Regions from separate parts of the Homo sapiens genome. Here region 2 is linked to region 1. The links are chromatin loops, found by intact Hi-C in ENCODE. Cell type or tissue: CD4-positive, alpha-beta T cell. All regions are shown on one strand. Region 1 holds the start of SH3PXD2A-AS1 (SH3PXD2A antisense RNA 1). Region 2 overlaps SH3PXD2A (SH3 and PX domains 2A).

Region 1 (2,500 bases):
GAGGCATACTGACACCATGCCCTGAGTTCTGGCTCCCATGAATCTCTCTTTAGAGCCAAGATGCTGCCTCTGGCTTGAAGTCTAGCATGGTAGACATTGGTAGGTTTTGTCTGCCAGCTTTTAATTATTACAGTGCCCGATTTTCTTTTGGGAAACAATCCCTCCTTCATTCTCAGTCCATGGGATTTCAGTGGGGTTGATCCCATCCCAAACTCTGGGGCTGATCATTAAGTACAGTCCAGCCATGGGCATGCAACCCACATTGGTCCAGTGGGAATCAGCCTGGGACTACTGCTGGAACTACCAGGAAGAGATGTGTTCTCTCTCTACAGCTGCTAACTCATAAATGCCAAGCCCCAAGCTGCTAGGAAGCATCTTTATGTATCTCTGTTACCACCTGGGGGAAGCCTATCAGAGAATTAAGTCAACAGAAAAGACAGCAAAGCTGAGGGCTTAAGAGACACAGATTTGGTCCCCTAGATCCAGCTATGCCTGAAACCATTACTCTTGGTTTTCAGTTATGTGAACCAATAAGTTTCCCCTTTTTTCTTAAGCCAGATTGAGATGGGTCTATTTCTTGTCACCAGGAGAGTCCTGACTGGTACATCTGGCTCTGCCAGTTACTGTTATGTGACAGGGGATGAGTCATAACCTATTCGAATGCTAGTTTCCTCAGACTACAAAATGGGAGGCAGTAATGTCTAATGCAAAGGACTATTACGAGGAGCCAGTGAATGAGTCTGTAAAAGCATTTAGCATGGAGCCCAGCCCATGGCAAATGGTGAACAAATGGGATCTCTTATGAGTTGACACTTCCAGGTCAAGGAGGTGGGATGGGGTGGGGTGGGCCCTGCCTGTCTCCTTGCTGGCCACGTGGAATCCAAGTACCAGAAGCATTTCCCAGGCACCCAGTCCATCCACCTGGCTTCCCACCAAGGCCAAACACGAGCTCCCCTCAGCCTGCGGCTGCCCTTCCTGATTCACCCAACCCATAAACACATCTGTGTCTCCCACACGGCTTCCGTTTCTCGGAGGCCCAACTCAGAGGGCAGAGGACGTGACACAATGGCAAGGAGGCCAATTGTTCATTCCACCCGCCCCCTAGGGGCATTCTAGGGTGACTCACACAGGTGTGTCTGCCCGCTCCAGCACTCCCCACTCCCTCTCCCACACGCCCAGGGAAACACACTTGCAAAAGCCCACTGGGGTTCACGACAGAGTGAAGCCTTCACCCTCCTGCAGCCACGGCTTGCTTGCAGAAAGCATCAGCGCACCTTGGAGGGAAGAACGATCTCCCAAATTCTGGTTCGGAGGTTCCCATACCCAGTAAGCAGAGCCAGGCTGAAGGGAACAGTATCTTTCTCTCCCTCACCCCAGGTGGGTCAACTGGGATTTTATGGGTGTCTGCTAGTGATAAAGCACCTAGTCCCAGGCCCATGGAGGGACTAATACATCTTTGCTGAACCAAATGGAATGGAAGTCTTTTTGAGCAGCATTCTAGAGCAGTGGGACCAGAACCATTTCTTTCTTTTTTATTTTTATTTATTTATTTATTGAGACAGGGTCTTGCTCTGTTGCCCAGCCTGGAGTGCAGGGGAGTGATCTCGGCTCACTGCAATCTCTGCCTCCCGGGTTCAAGTGATTCTCCCACTTCAGCCTCCGGAGTAGCTGGGATTACAGGCATGCGCCACCACACCAGGCTAATTTTTTGTATTTTTTTGTAGAAACTGGGTTTCACCATGTAGCCCAGGCTGGTTTTAAACTCCTGGGCTCAAGCGATCCTCCCAGAGTACTGGGATTACAGACGTGAGCCACTGCGCCTGGCCTCAGAATAATATTCTCAAACCATAACCCTTGCTTAACCCTTTCAGTGACTGCCCAGGGCACTGAGGATAAAATCCAAACTCCCTTCTGTGGCCGGGCAGGATTCAGCTCCTGCCTCTCTCTCCGCCCGCCCATCTCCTGTCACTCTGCCCACGCCACAGACACATCCTGCTCTTCCCCACCTCAGGCCTGTGTGTTCGCTGTCCCTGTTCCTGTTCCTGGAGCACTGTTCCTGCTGCCCTTTGCCCAGCCATTGCCTTGCATCCCTCATTGGGAGGCCTTTGGTGGCCATGTGCCCTCTCTCTCCGGCCTCCGTTGTTTCCCTCCCAGAATCTGCCACCATTGATAATGATCTTCTGAACCTGCCTCTTTACAGCGTTCCCTAAGGACAGAATGCAAGCTTCTTGCAGCCAGTGAAGCCCACGAACGTATCCTCAGGGCCCAGCACAAGGACGGGCACACAGGGACCCCGACCGCGACTTGCTGAAAGGTGAGTGAGTGTGAGTGTGTGTTCACACTGGCTTGCTCTAGGCTGTCTCTCATTTACACACCCCCAGACCCCTGGCAGACTAGCAAATACAGCTCACCCCACACATTAGGGACGGCAGCTTCAGCCAGAGCTGGGGAGAGGGGTGGATTCACCCTCCAGGACGCAGACACAGTGGGGCCAGAGTGT
Region 2 (2,500 bases), 47 kb after region 1:
GGCGGTGATTCTCAGGGCCTGAGCTCAGCCCTCTGGGTCTTATTTCCCTTTATGCATAGATGTGCAGAGACCTCTCCTAGATGCTCTATCCCCGCTGCCACCACCTTCCTTCCGTACCTCTCTCCATCTGCTTGGAACCAGGTCCCGAGTTGCTCTGGACCTGAGAGGCCCCCACAAGCACAGGGGTCTTCCTAAACCCACAAGGTTGGGAAACTGCACGAGAAGTTGCAAACTCCATCTGCTTAAAGGGGAAAAAAGATCAACCCAAACTTTTCCCAACACCCTCCAGCCGGACCCAGGTAACCCCAGGATTCAAACTCAATGGTAACTGGCTTTCCCATCCTGAGCCTGCCCAGAGGTGCCAGTTCACCCTGGTCTTCCTCTCCCAATATTCCACAACTCCCTCACCTGCTAACAGGATCTGCCAAAGGGGAACTCAGGAGAGGCAGGAGGAAGCTGGAGTTCATACTCAGGCCACAGGCACAAGTTGAAAGGGGCGCTGGAGCCCAGCCAGCTCCCAGGTGGAGCGGAGCCAGCCAGGGAATCCCCAAGAGCCGATGGAAGCCCCACAAGGCTCCCCTGGAACCCCTATGTGTTCCTTCAGGAATCAAAGATGCCTCTTTCCAGGAGCAAGGAAAAGCTGTCAACTAATAATTACTTTTTAAAAAACAATGTTTTCCTAACAGCATTGTTGGAAGGGAAATAGGTTTGTAGTTAAACTTTGAAGGTGAAAATCATTTATCTAGAAAACCTTTAACACTGCCTTCTGCCTCTCTTCCCTGGAGGCAGGCCGAGCTATTTGGTGAAAGTGATGTCTACATTAACGGGGCACAGGAAGAAACTTCTGTCTCTAGATGGAGTGGGGCTCTCTGGCTTTTTGGAGTTTTAAGCTTCTGAGGGCCTAATTGGTGACATTTCAGCTTACCTGTCTGGCGTCTCTGTGCCAGTCCTATCCTAAGGGCTTTCTTTATATGGACTGTGTCATTTTATTTTTCCTGTTACCCAGTGAGGCAGTTATTACTATACACCCATTATACAGATGAGAAATCAAGCACAGAGAGGTTAAATCACTCATCAAAGCTTAGACAGTAAGCGCTGGGGCTGGTCTTGAAACCCAAGTGCCCTGGCCCTGGAGCACATGCCCTTAGCCACTGTGCCCCAGCAACACACAACTCTGAGTACAGTTTCGTCATGACACAAGAACCCCCACCCAACTGCTTCCTGCCTCAATATGTAGTTTGCAGATTTTGAGTAATATCTGAATACAAGATTCCAGTTGGACAAGATAATTTGGACAGGTCCCTGGGGTTGGTTGTAATGGGATCTAACCAGTTTACATTCCACAGGAATGATCTAGAATGATGGTCCAGGAAATATGAGGTAATGTGATTTTTATAATGAGTTTCATGTCCTCCTTGTTAGACATGTTCTTATGTTTACTTTTTTCACCTGTGCTTTCTGTCCCATTATACCATAATGACCAGGAAAGACATATTTTATTTTTGACTTCCCACCAACCCTAGCTCCCCCAATAGGTGACTCTTTAACTATTCAATATTAATGTTGCAAATAATATATGAATGCATTCTCCTTTTCTAAAAGAGTAAAACATTAAGATAAGGTTCCCCCTTTATCAAGCCCTTCCTCCTACTGATATCCCTAACCCCCATCTAGAGATGAGTCGGATACCAATCTGGAGTACAGCCTTCTAGATTAAAAAACATTTACATTCATATGCTGGATATGTACCTGCAAAATATAAATCTTGTTCTTGGGTTTTTTTTTATATAATTATTATCATACTATAAGTACTGTTTTGAAACTTGCATTGTTTGTTCAGAATGTTTCTTGGAGATCCACCCATGGATCAGTCTCATTTGCTTTGACTGCTGTACTAAGTGCTGTGAGAATATCACAGTTGACTTAGCAACTCTGTATGGATGGTCTTTTAGGCTGTTTCCCATTTTTGCCATTGCAAACAACATGAGGCTGTCTGTGCCTGCCTGGGACCAGTGAATGACCTCAGTCAAGGCTGATGTTCTCCTCTGTCTAAGGCATGTGAGCATTCACAATGACCCATGCTCAGCACATTCTGGAGCTGGCACTGCCACACCAGGTGTGCTGGAGCTCTCTGCAATCCTTGGTACAAGATCATTCTTAGAACTTAGCAGGTTACCTCCCCAGGCTGTGGCCTCATCGCTTTAGTCTAGGGTCAGTAATCTCGAACAAATTCCCTCAATGATTAAAAGGCAGAGTGCCTGCGGAAGAGACATTTCCTCCTCTTTTCTGCTTTCAGGTTGGTTCTTGGCACACACTGGGATCACCCCAGGTTGATCTCAGCTGAGGCCTGCTTTGGATATTAAACCAAATGAAAGCTTATATAAATTTAATGAATAGAAAAATTAACACAGTTTGTTACCTGCAAAGTGAGGCACTTGGAATAAGAACTCCTCTAACTCTAAAAATGCAATGATCCCATAAAGCTCCGTAAGTGACATCA

What was found. A loop is a pair of places that touch in the nucleus more often than their neighbours do. Peaks named below come from ENCODE experiments on the same cell type or tissue, not always from the same donor. Only the 100,000 strongest peaks of a DNase experiment are listed, where the experiment ranks them.
Region 2: a loop joins it to region 1, with 1.8 times the contacts of the local background. A loop is called at or near these places in 5 of 110 quality-filtered maps.

The regions. Positions count from the first base shown.
Region 1 is chr10:103,744,783-103,747,282 of GRCh38, forward strand. The region is part of intron 3 of SH3PXD2A (SH3 and PX domains 2A); the gene reads right to left. It overlaps SH3PXD2A-AS1 (SH3PXD2A antisense RNA 1), which reads left to right and starts at 1,997. Exons shown (of 3, transcript NR_038940.1): 1 at 1,997-2,314. RefSeq lists enhancers at 1,042-1,563, 1,980-2,480, 2,481-2,500. In CD4-positive, alpha-beta T cell, no CTCF peak of the experiment used is centred here; a DNase peak (open chromatin) is centred at 1,059; H3K27ac peaks cover 945 bases.
Region 2 is chr10:103,791,555-103,794,054 of GRCh38, forward strand. All of the region lies in intron 2 of SH3PXD2A (SH3 and PX domains 2A), which reads right to left. Among named protein-coding and RNA genes, the nearest start is that of SH3PXD2A-AS1, 46 kb to the left of the region's middle. In CD4-positive, alpha-beta T cell, no CTCF peak of the experiment used is centred here; no DNase peak of the experiment used is centred here.